2 separate regions of the Mus musculus genome follow, and region 2 is linked to region 1. A link is a contact called in ENCODE POLR2A ChIA-PET data. All regions are on one chromosome and are shown on one strand. Each heading gives the region's core, a stretch centred on a gene start or an enhancer-like site at or near the end of the contact. The rest is flanking DNA. Distances are from core to core; before and after follow the strand shown. Region 1 holds the start of Tmem256 (transmembrane protein 256). Region 2 holds the start of Ctdnep1 (CTD nuclear envelope phosphatase 1).

Region 1 (5,111 bases), core at 1,135-3,634:
AACCTCTGAGCCTTCTCTCCAGCCCCACGTTTAGTTGTTTTTTTTAACTTTATTTTATTTTATTTTATTTATTATATGTAAGTACACTGTAGCTGTCTTCAGATCTCATTATGGGTGGTTGTGAGCCACCATGTGGTTGCTGGGATTTGAACTCAGGACCTCCAGAAGAGCAGTCAGTGCTCTTACCTGCTGAGCCATCTCACCAGCCCACGTTTAGTTGTTTTAAACCCAGCAGGTAAGGCGTTCCATGAGAGAAAGGACAGCACCTGTCTTGCCCATGTTGGCCCTCCTTGGTGTTTGCCACCCCATCAACACTGGCTTATTAAATGTCCCTTAAATGTCTGTCAGTTCTCGCCATTCTATGAGAATTAGTCAAGTATGCTTTGCAATTGTGTCTCTTTTTCCATCTTAGTTCAAACTTAGCAAGGAAGATCCAACCCTCCCCAGGTCTTCCTCACTCTCCGTTCACTGAAATGTCCTCCACACACTAGGGCTCCTTTAAGGATCATCTCAAGCACTGCAAAACATTTTTCGATGTCCAATACATCTGGGTTTTGAATCCCAACACAGTTTACACTAACTGCATGCCTGTTCGGTATTGCCATGGCTCTCACTTCTCAACTGTGTGGGCATGGAAAACATTTGTTTCACCAGGTGGACACTGTGGAAAAGAACATCCCTGGAATAACAGGGCTAAACCTCACCATCCTCACGTAACGAAATTCTAACAAAGGTGGGTGTACACACCTGTAATCTCAGCAACCAGGAGGCTAAGGAAGGAAGCACCTGGACATACAACTCAACAGAAGAAAAACTGCCCACCATTCCCAAGGCTCTGGGGTCAACCCTCAATATGGGGGAGTTTGGAGGGGAACTCCAATGAACTACATGAATGAAATTACTAAAATCTACATTCCCATGTGTTTTTTAAAAAAAGATTTGTTTATTATTATAAAAGCTAAGTACACTGTAGCTGACTTCAGATGCACCAGAAGAGAGCGTCAGATCTCATAACGGATGGTTGTGAGCCACCATGTAGTTGCTGGGATTTGAACTCAGGATCAGCAGTCGGCGCTCTTAACCACTGAGCCATCTCTCCAGCCCCTCATGTGCTCTTTAGGTAAGAGGCTCCATTAGTTCAAGCGCTCTTTATGAGCCCTACACACAATTACAACACCTTGTAAAGATTGGAATTCCAGAACCAGAGGATCTTTGTAGTTAGAAATGCAAATTCAAAGGTAGACTCTCTGCCCTCCCTTGCTCAATGTTAGATGAATAAAGACACCAAAGTTCTTTATATGCCTTTTTCTTTTAATTTCTTTTCTGCTTCAACATTGGCTCCTTCCCTCTGCGCCCAATTACCCAGAAAGGCCAGGACTGGGCGCTTAAACAAGAGACTTCAAAAAGCCAAGGCAAGCCAGCCCAAGATTAGCAGGCTCCCTCCCACAGGCCCCAGAGTCTGGATGCTGGTGTCTCCACTCAGAGCCTGGTAGTAGAAGCTGGTGCAGAATAAGGTAGTTCCAGAAGCTAACAGTAATCCTGCCTGGAAGAGGCAGAGAACAGAATACAGAATTTTAAGAACAAAGCAACATGAGGGAGTAAATGAGGTTTGATTTAAATTAGGCAAGGGAATTGGTTACCCAGACAGGTTTTCTGCAAGAGGGTACCCCTAACAGGGCCAGGCTGTGCAAAAAGTGGTGTTTGTTGGCCTTGTCAAAGAGCTGTAAGAAAAAGAGAAGAGAGAGATTTTCTAAGCAACATAGGACCGAAGTCCATTAACACTGTCACCTCTGACGGCTCAGTTTGCTGCTCCCCCAGGTCTTCAAGCCACAGGCCTGCAGTCCTTGCAGTAGAGACCTACACTTGACTGCCTTCCCATTCATCTCCCCACCCCCTCCCAGTTTAAGGACACCCAAACATCGCGCCAAGTCCAGGAGTCCCAGAACTGTTACTTCACCTCCTTCCCGTAGGCATCCGGAAACTGAGCGCCTGTAGAGAGATGCAAAACCAATCAGAACTGTATTGGCTTAGACCCTCTCAAACCCCAGGGGCACCTAAGTAGACACTGCATCCCTGGAAGCTTCTGACTGGTGGAAACAGATGTAGTACTGAGACGCTTTTGGACCTAAAGACAAACTTGAAGGTTCGGGGTTCCAAGGGATCTCTATTCCATAAAAGACAAGACACTTCCTATAGGTCCCTCCCCGCACCAGATCCCAAAGATTGCCCCCAGCCCAGCTGCATCCCACGTCCCCTGACCGTGTGCCCCGTAGGAGGCCAAACCCAAGGCCCCAGCTCCGGACAAGGCACCTAGGCGGCGGAAAGCAGCCCCTACCCCGGCCATAGCTGTGGGTGGTCACGCGCGGAACCAACACCGCCCTGACCACCCAACAAGCCAGCCAATCCCGATTGCCCATGCAAATAAGGTCCAAAAATGCCCAATCAGGGCTATGTTCATTTCAGAGCCCCGGTTCCCTTACAGACGCCTTTGTAAAACTTCTGTTGAATGGAGAAGATGTCTGGCGGGCGGAGAAACTAGAACCAATTAGGAGCGGAGGAGCGGAGCAGTGGGAGGCGGGGTTGAGGGTGGGACTAGAGGATTTGCGTCACGGATTGGCCCACTTTCCAAGTTGATCGCCTCTTCGACACCCCAACCCCACACCTCCAGCTAATTTGCAAAGATATCGGTCCCCCACAAAGTTCCACCCCTTTTTCTACAGGCTCCTCCTGTTCTGCTTCAAACCAGACCCACTCCTCAAAAGGGGCGGCCCCACGGATTTCTAAGCTCCACCTATTGCCATCAAACCCCTCCCATCCCACGATGGCTCCGCCTCTGTGCCTAGAGGCCCCGCCTTCTTCGTGTGATGCCCTGCCCTCTATAGTTCAGCTGTTCTCCCCCTTGCTAGACCCGGAGAGCCCAGAGGGTGGGAGATCCGGGGGGGCGGGGGGAGAGATGTCTTCACCCTGCTCTAGTTCGCTACGTCCATCCGTCCGTCTGTCCACTCCCACCCCTTTCACTGTCTTCAATCCCCCCCCACACTCCAGAGGGCGGGTGGGCAGGCGGGTGCAAGCGAGGGGTGTGCGCCGCTCTCTCGGCAGGGGGCGGGGGAGGCGGCCGCGCGGTGACGCGCGGGGCTGCTGCGGCTGCTCCGCCGGCGGATCATCACTCTCGAGCTGGGATGGACGCGGGGCGGGCGGGCCCTGGCGCGCAGAGCCAGGAGTCCGGGCCTCCTGGCTACTGAGCATTTCCCAAAGCCTCCCCTAGCCCTTGCCTTCCTTCCTAGGAGCCGCACCGACCTCTGCCTCGAGGCTCGGGACTCGGCCCCCGCCCTCTTCTGACTCCCCGGATCTCCCTCCCGCCCGCCCTCGGGATCGACTAGATCCCTCCCCCTCCCCGAGGATTCCGGCTGGATCCCTGCCCCTGCACCGCGGATTCTGCGCTCCGGGGCTCCGGGCCCCTAGGGATTGCCGTGGACTCCTCCTCCAGCACCCGATCCCTTAGGATCTGTCGCCTGAACCGCCTCCTGGTCCCTCGAAGCCATCCCAGAGAACCAGTGGATCTCCAATCTAGTCCTGTCCCATTGCTCCCTCCTGGCTCAGCCTTTCCCACTGCGGGGTTCCCTGTTCTTGAGCTCTCTCTGACCCTATACCCTAGCTTTCCTTTTCCTGGGGATCGACTGGATTCCGGCCCCGCCCCCCGGGGCTGGGGCGATCCCCCTCCCCCGCCGGGTGAGGCGCTGCAGGCGGGGGCTGGGCCTGCGGGGCCGCGGGGGCTCAGAGGCCGCCGCCCCCCTTCTGAAACCCGTCCGCCCCCCGCTCGGAGCCCTGGATGGAGGCACCACGGCCCCAGGGCTGATCCAGGTAGGAGCTAAGCCATGCTGGGTGGAGGGGGCTGCGCGGCGGTCCATTGGGGTCTTCCTCTTCCCATATTCCTCCCTGCGCCTGGTTTCCCTCAGCCTGCTCTGTCTGCGTGTCTCCGCCTAAGGATGCTCTCGCCGTGTCTCTGCGTCTTGGTCTCTTTGTCTCTGCCTCTCTCCAGTCCATGAATGATCCTTTGAATGGGCCCACAGACCCCGTGTGTTCCCATCTCCCCCTCCCCCTCCTTCTCCCCTTCCCGGCCAAGCCATTTTCCCCACTGCAGGAAGGGGGGGGGGCTGCGGCCTGAGCCCCCGTCCCTCAACTCTCCCCGGTTGGGGGAGTCGGGCCTGGGCTGGAATGGAAGAGCAAGGCAGAGGGATCGGGAGGAGGGGGGAGCAAGATGTGGCAGACAGAGATGAAGAGAGAAAATGGGGGAGAGAGTAATAGAAAAAAGGAGAGAGAGAGAGAGCACTTGAGGGAGAAAATCAGAGAAGGTATTTGGAGGAGAGAGCGATGAGAAACACCAAGGAGACAGAAATGAGAAAAGACTGAGGGGTGAGAGACTGAAGGCAAGAGCTGGAGCAAGCCAGTTAAGGCCAAGGAAAGATGCTCCAAGGGACCCTGTTCGGAGGAGAAAGATGGGGGGGGGGGGGCTCTAGTGGGAGGGGAAGAGAGAAAAGCTAGTTAGAGGAGAGGAGGCAAGGGGCCCAAAGTACCTTAAGGGAAAGGGGTGACTGAGGCAGGACATGATGGGAGAAGAGGGAAGAGATAGCAAGGCCCAGCCTGGCATAGGAAAAAGAGATTGGGGGGGGGTCAACTACAACCCCCCCTTCAGCTGATGGGAGAACAGGAGCCTAAAAGGACCTGAAAAGGGGAGGGCATGACTGGGTGTGAGTGGTGAGGACTCCTGTGTCCTCATCTCTGGAATAAATTGACACCTGCAGAGAGCCACCCGCGGGCTGGCGCCTGGCTCTGAAAAGCCCAGCGTCAGCAAACAGTCCTGAAGGGGGGGGTGCCAAGGGGGGGCTTACTGAAATGACCTGGGTGTCTGCCCTGCCTACCTTTTTACTGGTCCTGTTCCTGCTGCCTGGGTACCAGGGCAGCAGTAATACTGGGGACTGGCAAGGGGGAGGGGGACTGGGAAGGGGAGGGGGTGCTCCTGGGGTGAGAAGATATCTGAGGTTTGCCTCAGGACATAGGTCAAAATGCTGTGCAAAGAAGACCTCAGCCAGGGTCCAAGGCTCTTCCAGATT
Region 2 (5,111 bases), core at 1,656-4,155, 140 kb before region 1:
GGATCAATCTTGGTTCAGTTCCCAGCACCATGAAAACTAAACAACTCGTTAGGAACACTGTCACTACCCTTGTTTAAAGAACAAGGAAAGAGGTAACAAGGATTAAGCACCCCCATGCCTGGGACAGCACAGCTCAACTTATCCCCTTCATTAGAATGAAACCTCCATGAGAACGTGAGCTCCTCTCAGCCATGCCTAACTTTCCAGTGCCTCAAACACTGTACCAAGGATAATGACTTAACAGCAGAGTATTTCTTGGTGTGATATTATCCTGCTGAACTGAACAAGAAATAGACACACATACACAGCGCCACCAACCCTTCACCTCAAGGGCTCTTCATTGGTGACTCTTGTCATCTCTCATTGGGAACCAAGAACCTCAGACTCTTAGTGGGCAGAGAATAGCAATCAGGAAAGGAAGTCCTTGGATCACCGAGAGGAACAGTAGATGAGGGAATCCAGGGGTGTCAGGTCAGCTAAGTTCCTCTGGCTAGGGGCCACTGGGACTATTTTAACCAGCCACCTGTCTGCTTCTGTTTCTACTAGCCAAGTCACAAGTTGTAGTGAATCTCTGAAGAGCCTCTTTATCTTGGTGCCCAGGGAAATGTAGAAAGCATTAAAAAGTTCTACTTGCTAAGCTAACAGGCTAGCGAAAAGCCAGAGTGAGGTGAGGACTGTTGCAGAACGGTGGGGAGGGGACAGGGACAGCACCACCTTGAGCTTTCCAGCTCGCCTTCTCCAAGACTTCTCCAGAAGCCATTTCCTAATCCCTAGAGCTTCTACGCAAAGCCTGGCAATTCCCTCCTCTGCTCTTTTCTTCTAACATACAAATGCTCTTCAGTCCATCCTTAGGTCCTAAGCCACACAGTCCCTGCCTGAAAACCAAAAGGCCCACTCTTCTCTAATCCCAAGGCATCTGCCCTTCCTTTCTCCCTGAGCCTGTGAGGAGGGCTGAAACAGCTCGGGTGTCCTGCCCTGCTATCTCGGGTTGCACATGCTGGGCATGGAGGGAATGCTCCAAGTTTCTGCCAGAGAGGGCGTGGGGAAGAAACCAGCCTGGAAGGGAGGGGAGGACAAAAGGCTGTGGGGTCGGGGGATTTCTTACAGAAGAACGCAGTTTAGGAAGTCTTTCCATAGTTGGGCTGGACACTAGTCCCCACACTCAAAAATAAATAAATAGATAGATAAATAAATAAAGGAGCTGTGAAAAGAGGGAGGGTTCTCAGAGCAAGGTCAGAAAGAGGATGAGAGGTCAGAGCATAAAGAAAACCTCAGGAGTTAGGCCCACACCTGGCCAGCCTCACACACCCTATGGATCCTATTTTATCTCAGGAGACTAGGACTGCTTATAGCCACCATCCAAAATAATCCTCACCCTAAAGCAGGAAGTGGAAGAAATAAACAGACTGCTAGAGAAGGAACTGAAGTCCAAGCCACCTCAGTCACCTCTTCTACCAGAACCACCAAGGTCCTTCTGGGAATTCTGACCTGGGCTGCCAAAGCCTGCATGCTACTCAGTCATTTCCCCCCAGAATCTGACTTCAGGAGATTTACTCCAGAGGGCATGTTCATTAAGAAGTGATGGTAAGCCAGGCGTGATGGCGCACGCCTTTGATACCAGCACTGGGGAGGCAGAGGCAGGTGGATTTCTGAGTTCGAGGCCAGCCTGGTCTACAAAGTGAGTTCCAGGACAGCCAGGGCTGGGGGCAGGGGCGGCGGGGAGGAATGGTAGCTGAAACAATGTTTACCTTGGAGAAAAGCTTGAGGGAGAGAACCCAGAGATACCTGGGTTCATCCAAACAGTCTCTACACTCCAAGTATCCCTTCATAATCGCTAGAGTCGCCTGGAGAAACATGCCCACCTTCAGATGCAAGCTCTCCAGCTAACAGCCAGCTTGTCTAATGAGACACCCAACTTTAATGTGCATCTGACAACTAAAGATGCCTATTGGAAAAGCATCGTTTTCTGTCCCAGGGTCTTAATAATAAGCCCATACACACAAGCTAGAGAATTCCAGAGCCTTTTTGGAGGAGCTCCTTCACACCCAAGGCTTTTCCTCAAGTTCCAATTCCTGCTCCATATGCCCTTCTACCCACCCACACCACTGACAAAGGAGTCTGACTTTCAACAGGAGGGTCTTTCCAAAGCCCATATCAATAGTTCTGGCTACCAGCAAACAGGTGTTCCCGGCCTCTTCTTTCTTTAGCAACAACTCTAGCTTTCGTAAGGAGAGCACCATTCTAGCCCCCGAGAACTGCCAAATCCTATCCCATTTAGGCAGATTAAGAAAGAAAGCAAACCCAGTAAAAATCATGGTTCTTTTATTAAGGGCTGAACCTTGCTTAAAGGTGTCCTACTTCTCCAGCGGGTAAAGCTCTGGCCAAGGCTCCCTTCCTAGGCCCAAAGCAGAGGCCCAGCACTATCCAAAATTCCGCGAGCACCGCGGACAGAGGACCCCACCACTGGCAGCACCCAAGCAAACTCACCGTGCGGATCTGCCTCCGCAAAAGGTAAATAAAGAAGCTCCAGAGCTTGGCGGCGAAGGCCACGAACGTGCGCAGCCCCAGCAGACACTGCGTCCGCATCATCCCGATGACCCCGGCACCGCCGGCCCCGGGGCCCCCGCGGCCCAGCTCCGCCAGCCCCCCGGGGGCAGCCCCCCGCCGCAGGGAGGGGGAACGGGGGCCCCGAGCGGCAGGAGAGGCTGCAGAGATGAGCACGGAGTGGGTGGCTTAGAAAGCCACCCCCAGCGAAGGGAAAGCCCAGCGGAACCGGGAACTGGGGGACTGGCGTGGGCAGCCCGCGGGGGCCCACATGAGCGGGAAGTGGCACCGACGACTTCGCGTGGGCTGCAGGCCGAAACAGGTCGGGCTAGGACAGGGTCCTCTGAGACCAGGAGGGAAGGGGATGGAGAATTGGGGGAGGGGGCAGTGGGGGAGGGGGCTAGGGAAAAGGGAGGGAGGGAGATGGGAGGGGAAGGGGGAAGCGAAGGGTGGCCTTCTGCGCAGGCGCGCTAGGGGTCTGCCCCGGGAAGGGGGCGGGCGGGGGCGGCGGCGGCGCGCGGTGGGCCGCGGCGATTCTCGGGGGCCCCCTGGGCGCAGGAGCTGGGGAGGAGGGGGAGGGGGAGCCGAAGGGCACGGATCGCTGGGCCGGAGTGGCCTCCCCCTCCCCGAGGTCAGGATCGCTTAGCCGCTGAGGAGCGGGGCTGCAGCCTCTGCAGCTAGGCTTCCCACTCTGACAGGCGCCATTTTACCGCCCAAAGGGCTCCCTCCTCTCTTCCCTCCTCCTCTTCCCCTCTGACATTACTTCCGGTAGTGACGTGTATTCACTTCCCCGGGATTGCTGTTTCCCTCAATTCATTCTGAGGAGGGAGGGGAAAGTTAAGGAAAGCTCTCTGCTCTGACCCCGGGGTGCAGCGTTACGCACGCGCACTAGGTTACTGCGGGGCGGGACCTGGAGAGAAGCCAGGCGCCGTGTGGGCGGGGCCGAGTGACATCATTTATTCCCAGGTTCGAACCTTCTTCGGGATTGGAGCTCGTGAGACCTCTGTCCTTGTCCCCATCCCACTGATAACTGTTCCAACGGCCCTTCTGGCTCCAGTCATGGTGCAAGAGTAGATTAAGGATGTTGTCTCTAGGACTGTGTACAGAGACTCTGGAGCGGCCCCTCCGTGTAAGCCCCCTGAGAATACGGAGCATAAAAAAACCAGGCTCCTCTTTCCGGACTTTGCGGTCCTTTAAGGTTGGAAGCAATCGTAAGTGCCCCGCCTCCTCGGTGGTGACGACATCAGAAGGCGTCCTGAGGCGTCAGAGATGCTGGACTCGTTGTTGGCCATCGGTGGTTTGGTGCTTTTGCGAGGTGAGGGATCAAGGCATGCGGTGGTAGCCTTGGGCTTGGCTGAAGGAGCGGGAGCCTGGAGGACCCGCTGGGGATGGATACCCAGCTAGGGGTGGAAGTCGTGGTCGGAGCCCTGAGGGCTCAGTAGGTCTCACCCATCCTTGGCTCTCCCCAGATTCCGTGGAGTGGGAAGGGCGTAGTCTCCTGAAGGCTCTTATCAAGAAATCTGCACTTCGGTGAGTTAGCCCACAGTTTCTCCTCTCCTTCCCGGAAAGGGAGCCGGTACCCCCACTCTTCAATATATTTCCTTCATCTCTGCCTTAGTGGGGAGCAGGTCCACGTTCTGGGCTGTGAAGTGAGCGAAGAAGAGTTTCGCGAAGGTTTCGACTCTGATGTCAACAGCCGGTGAGTATACATTAAAACAGGTTTCATTCGGACTACAGCTGCTAAGGACGTCTCTTCAACAGACAGCACAGAATCTCATACTGTGGAGAAACTGGTATCGTAGGGTTTGGAACAGTAAAAATTAAAAGACTAGCGAGATGGGTTTTTTTTAGAGACTTTAGCACCAGCTTGCCGGCTTGACTGAAGGGACATGAATGAGGCTGTTGCTCACTCAACAAAAGAGAGCAGTAAACGCTTAGATAGTTTGCTGTATATACATAAGCATTCTGGCTTTAATGTTTGCACGTTAATGCATAGTCAACCAAGAAACACTTGAGTTTCTTCTAAAGTTGATGTCATCATCTTTTATATAAGTGTCCTTGGAGTTGGTTTGTTCTAGGCCTTATTATAAGGCTCAAGACTATAGATGCTAGAATTGAACTGAAAACACAAGGCAGGATAAAGGAACATACTAATTCCAAAGAGTAGTAGGCTAAATTAACCTTTGGATAGAACTTTTTTGCCCATTTTATTTTATTTTTCTCAGAAAAGGACATTTTGTTTTTTGGTTGTTGTTTTTTTTTTTTTTTAATTGATCTCATTATGGGGCGGATCTCATTATGTGGTGTAGGCTGCGTTACAACTCACTGTGTAGTCCACAGTAACCTCTTAACTCCCAGCCTCATATCCTGCCTCATCCTCCCCTATGCTGTGACTATGTTACATGCCACATGTCCAATTTATAAGATTTCTTCAATTTAAAAAAATGGCATAAGATCACTGTAATAGCACACACTTTTTTGGGCTTTATGAGACAGGGTTTCTCTGTATAGCCCTGGCTGTCCTAGAACTCTGTAGACCAGGCTGGCCTCTGCCTCCCTACTGCTGG

What was found. ChIA-PET counts read pairs that join two places held with the same protein, here RNA polymerase II (POLR2A).
Region 2: POLR2A ChIA-PET joins it to region 1 with 15 read pairs in embryonic stem cell. The contact joins the promoter of Ctdnep1 here to the promoter of Tmem256 in region 1. POLR2A ChIA-PET finds 5 or more read pairs at or near these places in 3 of 5 experiments (Patski and embryonic stem cell).

Annotation. Positions count from the first base shown.
Region 1 is chr11:69,835,798-69,840,908 of GRCm38, reverse strand. It overlaps Tmem256 (transmembrane protein 256), which reads right to left and starts at 2,384. Exons shown (of 4, transcript NM_026982.1): 1 at 2,260-2,384; 2 at 1,958-1,989; 3 at 1,641-1,721; 4 at 1,351-1,543. The coding sequence starts at 2,344. The coding sequence ends at 1,400. Nlgn2 (neuroligin 2) reads left to right here and starts at 3,125. Exons shown (of 8, transcript NM_001364137.1): 1 at 3,125-3,861.
Region 2 is chr11:69,978,962-69,984,072 of GRCm38, reverse strand. It overlaps Ctdnep1 (CTD nuclear envelope phosphatase 1), which reads right to left and starts at 2,905. Exons shown (of 8, transcript NM_026017.2): 1 at 2,488-2,905. The coding sequence starts at 2,589. It overlaps Elp5 (elongator acetyltransferase complex subunit 5), which reads left to right and starts at 2,838. Exons shown (of 9, transcript NM_018740.2): 1 at 2,838-2,866; 2 at 3,511-3,859; 3 at 4,014-4,074; 4 at 4,163-4,243. The coding sequence starts at 3,814.